2 separate regions of the Homo sapiens genome follow, and region 2 is linked to region 1. A link is an interaction called in ENCODE POLR2A ChIA-PET data of the cell type or tissue named here. Cell type or tissue: OCI-LY7. All regions are shown on one strand. Each heading gives the region's core, and the rest is flanking DNA. Links, peaks and the distances in the headings are about the cores only. Region 1 has its middle 9.4 kb from the start of ARID1B. Region 2 overlaps ARID1B (AT-rich interaction domain 1B).

The links. ChIA-PET counts read pairs that join two places held together with the same protein. Peaks named below come from ENCODE experiments on the same cell type or tissue, not always from the same donor. Only the 100,000 strongest peaks of a DNase experiment are listed, where the experiment ranks them.
Region 2: POLR2A ChIA-PET joins it to region 1 with 6 read pairs; 3 of 35 experiments call an interaction of 5 or more read pairs at or near these places.

What each region holds. Positions count from the first base shown.
Region 1 is chr6:156,765,252-156,770,637 of GRCh38, reverse strand. No RefSeq gene overlaps it. Among named protein-coding and RNA genes, the nearest start is that of ARID1B, 9.4 kb to the left of the region's middle. RefSeq lists an enhancer at 2,711-2,770. In OCI-LY7, for the core only: no CTCF peak of the experiment used is centred there; a DNase peak (open chromatin) is centred at 2,257.
Region 2 is chr6:157,174,386-157,179,771 of GRCh38, reverse strand. ARID1B (AT-rich interaction domain 1B) reads right to left here. Exons shown (of 20, transcript NM_001374828.1): 11 at 4,767-4,925. Among named protein-coding and RNA genes, the nearest start is that of TMEM242, 150 kb to the left of the region's middle. In OCI-LY7, for the core only: no CTCF peak of the experiment used is centred there; no DNase peak of the experiment used is centred there.

The sequences.
Region 1 (5,386 bases), core at 129-5,128:
GGAACATTCTGTAGCCTGAGCATCTTCTCTGTTATCTAGGAATTTGTGAGATTGAGATGATCCATGGAAAACCTTTCAAAATAAATGGACCAAATTCAAGACACCTAACCATGAGTTACAACCAACCCTTTCTCAGGGCCACCTGCTTGCACAGCATGAGGGGCGTCTTGCTTGTTGTCACTGATACAGAGGATGTCTTGTCCAATGTGACTGGCATGTCCTGGGTTTTTCCCATTTGCCAGAGACCTGAGCTGTCATTCACAGGTGCTGAGAGGGAGCAGGAGAGGCAAGCAGAAGCTGAAATGCCCAGGCCTGGGCAGCGTCCTTGCTTTGCATCATGACTTGGCTGCTTCCTGCCACCTTCACACAGGTGTGAAACCTTAGGGCAAACCACCTCGAATCTCTGGAAAAGGTAAAGGAGAAGCTGGCCCAAGCGGGGATGGGGATGCCCCCGGCCTGCGGTACACCCTCCCTTGTTCTCATTCACTTACCTGTTTAGGGATAGTGCACAAGCGTAAAAAAGAGAAAACCTCAGACACAAAGAGTTGTATTTAATCAATGAACCAAACCACCTCTAGGCTGCATTGAGCTTTGTAACTGTTATTACATACCACTTAGTATGTTTATCCCGTGTCTGGCACTTTGCATACATACGGCAGAGAAGCAAGTTGCCTAACTAACCCAATATCTGTTCTTCCCACCTTTAGTTACAGAAGCCCCAGTGTTTAGCTGGGCACATGACCACCTGTTTAAAAAAATCGACATTTTGCATATTCCCTTGGAAGTCAGTACGTCCACACGCTCAAGCGGAGCTGCTCAGGGCAGCTCAGCTGCTGTCTACCTCCTGACTTCGTGTATGAGAAATAAGAATAAACTTCTGTCTTGTTTAAGCTTCTGGTATTTTTTGCTTTGTTTTGGTCTTTTTTCCCCCTTTTTCTTTCTTTTTTTTTTTTTTTTTGTAGAAAATCACATGTAAACCCAACTGATATAATGCATTATGGTTTCTCACATAATCCTCACAACAACCCTTTGAAGAGTTTGTAAACATCCCAAACCTTGGTTTACTCCTGTATAACACACAGATCGCAGTAGTGCTTACTTCCCCAGGTTTCTGAGGATTCAGTGAAATAAGGTCTTCAAAGCTCTGAGCACAGCACCTGGCACACCAGAAGTGTTTGATAACTGTACTTTATTAAGGTAATTTTCATCTCCCTAGCTGGATGGATCAATTTCTCAAGGACAAAGTCCCTGTCTTCAATTTCTGTTATATTGTCTACCACACTCAGAACATTCCTGAACCCACAGTGGGGGCTCAATTGTCAACATAATTTTATGGCTGAATCCAAACATGCAAATAAAATTATTACATGCATTTTCAAATTAATTGTTTCTTTCAGAGCAGAGAACTGATGTAGCTAAAGCAGCAATGACTATGCTGGTCATTTAAAATAAAGACAGGCTGGACACAGTGGCTCATGCCTGTAATCCCAGCACTTTGGGAAGCTGAGGCGAGTGGGTTGCTTGAGCCCAGGAGTTTGAGACCATCCTGGACAACATGGCGAAACCCCATCTCTACCAAAAAATACAAAAATCAGCTAAGCATGATGGTATGTGCCTGTGGTCCCAGCTACTCAGGAGGTTGAGGTGGGAGGATCACTTGAGCCTGGGAGGTTGGAGGATGCGATAAGCAGTGATCACACCACTGCACACAAGCCTTGGCAACAGAGTGAGACCCTGTCTCAATAAAATAAATAAATACAGGATTCCTAACTTAAAAAATTACTTAAAAGGCAGAGAAGGCCAGGCATGTTGGCTTACACCTGTAATTCTAGCACTTTGAGAGGCCCAGGCAGGAGGATTGAGCTCAGCAGTTCAAGACCAGCCTGGCAAACATAGTAAGACCCGATCTCTAAAAAAAAAAAAAGGTGGGCATGGTGGCACGCACCTGTAGTCCCAGCTACTTAGGTGGCTGAGGTGGAAGGATCGCTTAAGCCCGGGAGGTCTGAGGCTGCAGTGAAACATGTTTGTACCACTGCATTCCACCCTGGGTGACAGAGCAAGACCCTGTCCCCCTGCACGCCGCCCCCCGCCCCCCACCAAAAAATACAAAAATAAGGCAGAGAGCATTTTTCTTAAAAGGTGGTTTCTACCTATCAAGGTAACATGTTTCCAGCTGTGTTCAGAGGGCTACTGCTCTAAGAAAGGAAGTCTGTCTGACTTACCATCTTCCTCCAGGTAGACTTCCTCATTCTTGTTAGCTAAGGGACTATTGTGTAGGCATGAGATTCGCAACTGTAGAGAGCATTGCAGAGTTGCTATGTACATGTTTTAACGCTTGGGCACATAACAGTAAGGCTTGGTCTGTACTAGTCTAGCATGGCAGTTGTTTACAAACAACATGATTATTAGTGCTGATTCTACAAGATTGGTTTCCCATTGACCCCAATAGAAACAATGCAAAATATTTACCCTTTTCTAAAGCATAGTAAAACTCCTGTGGTTTTTGAAACCAGACCAAGAACACATGTAGAAAACCCCATGGATTATTTTAAGTGAACTTATTTTTTTAAATCTCATTAACTTTTCACCATATGCTGTTTATTTTTATATCCTGCATAGGCTGAAAAGTGAAAATAGACCAGGCCACTGTGTTTCATTTCAAGCAAATCATTATGAGGATGACACACACAGACTCTGGGGAGTTCAGAGAAAAACAAAGATGATTAAGAGGCCTTTTAAAGATGACTTACAAGAAAAGGTACTTAAAGCTCTACATGTTCCTTAACATAGCAACCCAGGAGGCAAACAGGAAAACTACTCCTCCTCGCCACAAGGATGGAGTATTCCTGCCGGGGGCTTCATGATCTGTGGAAAGAGGGTAGATTCGCATCCCAGCTCCATGTTTACAGGCCGTGCAAGTTTGGGCAATGTGCTGACCTTCGTGTGTACCAGGATGTACGTGAGACACTAAATATCTACTTCGTACAATTTCTGGGGGTAAGAATTAAATGAGAAAGTATATGTAAGTACTTAACATATTGCCTGGAATTAAACAGATAAGGTTTGAGGAGTGTGTGTGTGTGTGTGTGTGTGTGTGTGTGTGTGTGTGTGTTAATGTCTAAGTAGAATAGATGTGTGTTGTATGCTTTCAGGAAAACCAGGTATACTCCACTCAACCCCAAGCATTTCTCCTGCTATGTAATTAAACTTTCTCCATTAAAGATTTATGGATTTATTCTTTTCCGCAAAGGCTTTGAGCCTTGTCAAAATACAAATTTGCTTCTAACAAGTAATACCTTAAACTTGTATCAGTTATTTACACCTTCTTATGAACATATTTTGGATCTGTTTCTGAAAGCCTGCTTTGATGAAGGAGAGGAGATGAGAAAGAGGATGTGGATGCCAGAAAGAAGGTGGGCTGAAGCAGGAGGAGGGACCTCAGTGAATGGGAGGCTGAATGGTGGGGACAAAGTCTATTTCCTGCACAATATCCCCTCAGACCCAGCCCTAGATATTAATGAGCTGAAGGTATGAAAAGGAGAACATACCTAAATATTGGAAAAGTTTTTCTTTCCTTCTGAACAGTTCAGTCTCATGGATCCTCAACCCATTCCCTCAAAGCTGGAATCCCAGGGTTTGCCACCGCTGACCATGGCATGATAGACTCTTGATAGATGGAGATGGGTACTGAGAAGGAGGGTCATGCAGTAGGGGGGGCTCTTTTCCAGGCAAGCCCAAGTTAATGCCATGATTCTGTGGCTACATAGGACAGGGGATGATGTAGAACATTTTTACTTTAGAGGTGATGACGAAGCACCATAGATCCTCTACCGCTACAAAAGGAGGCTGGTACCAAGGCAGGAGGGAAGAGGGAAGTAAAGGAAGCTGCTGGCCCTAGGCCTCTGGAACCTGCACCCTACCATGTGGGCCCACGTGGGTCCCTTTGGCTGCAATGACAAGGATTGGTTCATGCACAGATATGAGAGTCCATGTCACCCACAGTGATGTGGAGAAGAGGACAAGGAAGGAAGAAACTGGAAGGGAACAGAAGTGGGGAAGAAGAGGGAGGGATGAGAGAGGTAGAATGACAGAGAGAGAGCGAGAGACACAGCCAGACATGGTTACTAAAGACATCACTGGGTCTAGGAAAAAAACAATGTTACAAACTATAATTTATCATTTGATACATGTATCATTAGCCAGGCTAGATCCTCTTACTAATGTGAGATAATTCATGGAAGTCATAGCAATTTTAGGCTTGAGGTTAAAACTGTAGAAGATGGATGGTTGCGATGGCTCATACTTGTAATCCCAACACTTTGGGAGGCCTAGGTGGGAGGGTGACTTCAGGCCAGGAGTTCAAGGCCAGCCTGGGCAACAAAATGAGACCCAGTCTCTACAAAAAAAATAAAAAATAAAATTAGCCAGGTGTGGTGGTGCACTCCTGCAGTCCCAGCTACTTGAGAGGCTGAGCTGGGAGGATTGCTTGAGCCTGGGAGGTTGAGGTTGCAGTGAGCCATGATCATGCCACTATGCACCATCCTGGGCAACAGAGCAAGAGACCCTGTCTCAGAAACAAACAAACATAAAACTGTAGAAGATGAGTAAGACCCTCTTAGCCTTTCCAATTAGTATTCTTCCTTGCTGATTTTCCAGAGAGAAATTCCTTAAACAATTGGCCCCACTGACTCCATTTTATTCCATAACCCCTGCCACATTCTAATTTCTAGCCTCATCTGGTTCCTGGAAAATTTCCATCTCTGATTTCTCATTACCTTCTTTCTTCTAGAAAAACCCTCTTGTCTTTTCTTGGCTTTCCCCTGCTTCCATCTTTTAGAAATATGTATTGATATCTGGAGCGTGGTGTTTTGTAACTAATTCTACTCCTGCGGATTAGAGCTGAGATAGGAGGTCTGTTTACATGATATAAGCCCTTCTAAGTGCCAGATATGTGCGGGAGGACTCAGGGGTGTGGGTGGGATGGAAGTCTCAAGGGCAGATGGCGGTCCTCCACCTGAAAGAGGCACCTACTGACAGACTTCAGTTTCCTGTGGCGAATGGACCAGTTAGTGGCCACCGGTGACTCTGTGAGTCTCAAAATTATTTTTCCCCTTCCCTGATTTCCCTGAGACCATTCTAGCTTCTTCCACACTTTCTGTTTCCTTCACCAACTTCTTGTCCTCCTAGCCACAGCCTCCCAACCCTAAGGCAGCCCCTATCTGCTCCTTTTCTTTCAGGCCTCACTGCCCCGTGGCCCTCCAGTCCACCATGGTGCCCCTCAGGACGGCCCTGGCCTCTCCGCCCTCACCCACTGTTGCTGGTTCCTCTCTCTGTGCCTTGGTTCGTGTCATTCCCCCAAATGTCCAGCCACTGCTCCCAAGTCAGG
Region 2 (5,386 bases), core at 264-5,263, 410 kb before region 1:
ACTTACGCAGCATGTGAGGCCGCCGCTTTCCCTTTAACTAACACGTGATTCTCCAGAGTCACTGGGCTGAGATTTTAAGCCTTCAGCTTCAGAATTACTGAGGCATAACCTCTTTATCAAATATGTAATGGGTGATACAGTTGATGTAAATAAAAAATGTAGAATGATAAAAAATAGTTGTTTTATATTTTAGAATATACTTTGATGCTGAGGTTAAACTTCACATCACTTAAAAACCACTTTAGATAAGAGCTTAAAAAATATATATGTATACATATTCATATATGTGTGAATATATATATGTCTATAAACCCATATGTACACTTAGAATATAGAAACTATATATCCAAATAAATTTTTAAAGCTTATTTTTCATATCCTTGTACCCAAGGCCTACTTGACTAGGAAAAGAGGCTGCTCTAACACACTTTACACAAGACTCTCATCCGGGCAGCACCTCAGAAGCTCTGCCGTCATTAATGGGACAGTTATTAAAAACAGGTTCCTAAATTTTAGTATGGAGTTTTCTTTTTTATTAACGGGACAGTTATTATTAGGAGGTTTCTAAATTTTAGTATAGAGTTTTTTTCTTCTTTGGGGAGTTACACTTAAAAAAATGGGTCCAACGTTTTCAAAAGTGAAAAATTGAAATAAGAACATGAAGAAAAAGGCATTATAATCTATAATCAGTTAACAGTAAAACAACTTCCCTCTTGCATTTTATTTGTAAAAAACTGAGGTAAAAGTTTGAGATTCAGTTTAAAGATAAGACAAATAAAGGCAATCATTTCAATTTAAAATTGCTCCAATTAGCTCAACCAATATCCTGTTTGTAAGATCCATCTGCCGTTCCTGGTTTGGTCCTCTCTAAACTGAAACTGGGGAGTGGTTCTGGATGAATAGAATCATGAACAGAGCAACGGGGCACAGAAATGCTTGTTCTTGCTTCTGAAGGGACTGGATTCTTACAAGCTGGAATAGGCCTGAGATAATGATGGACACAGTTTGACTATATATTAACTTTTCTCTCCTTGGTTAAATAAACTTAAGTTTAATTAACTTGTGCCTATCTCAATTTGTTGTCATAACACTGGAAAAATTAAATGAAGATACTTTCTAAGAGAATAGTTCTTTTTCATAATTTTTAGATCTTCTAAGAGGCATTTTTATGGCACCATAATGTAGGAAACTGCATCTGCAGGGAACTGACACGGTCAGGCCTCAGTTTACGTGATAAATTCGGAAGAGGCCTCCCGAGGCTGGCTCACTTAGCTGAACCAGGGCCTCAGTTTCACCACTGCCACACGCTTTACTTTTCCTTTGCAGCACGACGTCACACACTGTGTAAAACTGTATGTTTTGCACGTAACTATTTGTCTGACACCCACTTTTCCGACTAGATCCTAAGTTTCACAAGTCAGAGTTTGGGTGGATGCTGATCACCAACACTTAGCGTGGTGCTCTGCATGCTGGAGGGCTGTGATAGCATTTTTTTTTTCCATGAGTGATTACTCCAATGGACAAAAAGGGTGTGAAACGCTTGGAACATGCTAACAGGAATTAACAGCTGATTCAAATATCCTATAAACAGGATTTCACCGAGCAAGGTGTGGAGTGAACGTGGGCACAGTCTAGTAAGACTGAAGGCTGAGCAAGAGGTTGCGTCCGCTGCCAGCACTCAACGCCTCCACCCCAGCTTATGGTTCGCATACTGGGCAGGCAATGACCACAGCCAATATTTAGTGTCTGAACAGAGCGCAATTAAAGACTTAGTGAATAGAGAGCATGTACGTTATCACTCTCATCACTGACCAGGCTCCAAACATACTGTCCTTGTTCATAGACGCTGGCTTTGGATAAAGGTCTTCATTTACACTCCTCCCACTGACAGTAGGCAAACAAACTCGCCCTTCGGAAAGACGGGTTCACTTTTCCCAGTCACTAAGGCCTACCTAGTACCGCCTCAGTGTTGCAAAAATTGTATCCTACTGCTGTGAAACTTTGTGGAGGCAAGAAAAAGGAATGGAAATTGCTGTAAAATTACAGCAAGACATTATTATGGTGCCACAAATGTTTTCCTTGCATATACTTTAATTAAGCCTATAAGTACATTTTCCTCAAGTCTTTTAGGCAGATTTACATTTCAGCAGTCTTTACCATATGCCTGGTAATATGTGTATGTGTATGTGTATGGACAAATGTTTATTTTTATTTTAGAATGTTCTGTAACAAAACAATGTTGGTCCACAGTACACTGTCAAAGCATAGAGCATCTTCATCATTTTGCCTTTTCCAGACCTGCTGTTAGACAGGCTTTATTAAGGACACTATTAAGAGCAATTTTAAGCCCAAATTGAAGCGGCATCTCAGAAAGAGCAGTTAACTATTCCGGGGTTGCATGTATTTGCAGTGATTTGATAGCAGAGATAATGTTAGGTTCTTCATTATACTCTCTTTTGCTCCCCTTTTTGAATTAGCATCTCATTCAAAAAAGTGGCTGTTTTCTCAACACAGAGCAATAATCTGACATTTTCCACTACTGTGAACTTCAGCTTCTCTTGTTCCTATCTACTACAGGAGCCAGAAGTTTGCTTGCAAATTCTTAAAACTATTTATGGTACAGGAAGAGATCATATATATGGAAATATTGAGAAAAAATACACAATTTCAAGTTTAATTATAATCAGAAAACAAAGTTTATAATTCAGTTTGCTATTGTCTTACATTAAAGGAGAAAGTCAGATTTTGATAAAGTCTCCTACAGTGGATGGAGATAATCTTAACTAGTGAATTAAAATATTGTGACTATCTCAAGCCTTCTTTATAAGTCAATGAAATTAGCAAGATGAAAAGTTTTAAACAATATAATATGGTCTATTGTTAGTCTTTCTTTTTAATAAGTGCTCATTCTTATTATCTTTTTTTTGAAATGGAGTCTCACTCTGTCGCCCAGGCTGGAGTGCAGTGGCGCGATCTCGGCTCACTGCAACCTCCGCCTCTCGGGTTCAAGTGATTTTCCTGCCTCAGCCTCCCGAGTAGCTGGGATTACAGGCACCCATCACCATGCCTGGCTCATTTTTGTATTTTTAGTAGAGACAAGGTTTCACCATGTTGGCCAGGCTGGTCTTGAACTCCTGAGCTCAGGTGATCCACTCGCCTCGTCCTCCCAAAGTGCTGGGATTATAGGCGTGAGCCACCGCACCCGGCCCTTAATTATTATCTTAAGTTTTAAAGATTATTATTTTTAACCTCTGAAATTCTCCCTCTGGGCCAACACACAAATACTTTTGAGAAGTTATCTGAATTCTACCTGTTAACTTGAGAGCATTACTGATTCAGGAATGCTTTTCCTATTAAAAAAAGAAAACAAAACAAAAAACCAGGGCAGACTATGAGGGAAAAACACAATGTCGGCTGCCTTCTGAGACTCAAAGCAAATAACACAAAGACATCAAAATGCAGGAGTTGCGCCCCTTCCTGCGAGTTCGGATGCACCCCTCCTAGAAGCGCACTGTCTGCTATACCCATCCTAGAAGCGCTTTCTCTTTCATCACGGGTGCTGCAAAATCGAAACGTAGCTACAGAGAAGGTAAGAGCGAATATCGCCCTTTCCTCCTCTGAAAGGGAAAATGCTGGTTATCCTAGAGCTGCATGTGAATTTTACAAACATTTACTAGAACAACCAACTCTTCAAGCCTTCAGGCTCTATCTGTTTAAACCAGTGAATGGATAATTAATAGCAGCCTCCTTTTGGGGTTTTGACTAGATTGCCAGATTCTGCACAGCTAGGGTCTTCTTGCCTCCAACTTGCCTTCCTGAGCCGTGCTCGTCAATACATCGCCTTACAGAAATGAGCATGTTAATTAAGCCTTCTTGGCAAGTAATTGCATGTTGTTTTTTTTTTTTTAAGATCTTTTGATTCTTTATATGAATGTAAAATAAAGGTTGCTTCAGCACCATTTTTTTTTTCTCTCTAATGGTACAGAATTTCTTTAGTAGGAAACTAAAGGCCCACTTCTAGGGTCAGAAGAACATTGAGGCTTACAAAATTCCCTGATACATCCGTGACATTTTTGTTATAATTTATATATCATACAAAAATCAACACTTAATTTCAAGATTATCAGCAGTCTTGTGCAGAATACAATTGTTCTATCTCAACTGATTCTAACATAGGTACACATTATTAAACTAAAAATTCATTCACATACTAACAACTTGTACGTTTTTATTAATTTCAGACAAATGGGTTAAAAATAAAGCAGGGCTGATGTTACACTAAACCATACCCAAATTGAGTATTTACTTCTTTCAGGTAGGCAGTTTTGAAATAGATAGAACATGCAAAATACAGGTCAGGGGCCAAACTTATCATTCAGTCAATGGCTGCTATTAGTTCCCATATAAATGGAGAAGTAACGCATTTGAAGAATCTTCTATAAGTGCATAATGGATCAGACATTTTTAAAAAGTCACTGTGTGAAGGAGTTTGGACCCAGTTAACACACTCGCATGCTTTGTATAGAGGTGCTTCTTTATAACAGCTTTTTCATTACCAGAAATCAACTTCTTTGATGCACGCAAACTTTATTCATTTTGTCACTAATATTATTATTTATAAAGAAAACCCTTTCATGGATAAATAATGAAGAAAAAGTCTTACAAAACAAATAAACAAGCAAGCATTCAAGTAGAATTAATTAATTATCAAAAAACCCCAAAAAAACAAAAAACAAAAAAAACAAAAAAAAACCAGAGCCACTTACAGGGCTTGATGGAGTCTTTGGCCAGCCTGGGCTGCTAATGCTATCACTTTCATCTCCATGAAATGAGGAGATGCTAGCAGAGCTGGGGGACATTGGGGAAGGGACTGGCAGGTTGCCTGGGGTTGGGGGCTGAGAAATACCCTGAGAGCTGTAGCTATCCTGTGGTAGAGGAATAAAAAAAAAAAAAATGACAAAGGTAGGGCAAACTTTATTTAAAATAACAAAAAGTACATCCACTTTAACAAACTAATTTTTTTATATATATTATATATATATATATATATATAAAGACATGTACAAACAAACACACAAAACCACACATAGATAAAGGTATTAAAACAACATTCTTAATTAGTATAATTGGGTAAGTCTGCTGGATGCTGGAGAAGGCCAGTACGCCACCATGCTTACTTCAAGCTTACATGGAATGCTAAGCATGGGTTACCCCTTATGAAAGAAAGAAAAAAAAAAAGCTGTTCACCTTATTTATCAAATAAGGCAGGAAAGCAAAATATTAAGTATGTTGTTGTTGCTGAGGCGGCCAAAACAGGAAGCTATAAACTGAAGGCAGAGAAAATGGCTGCAAGTACCGAAACCAGGCAGGACCCCTACTTCTCCCC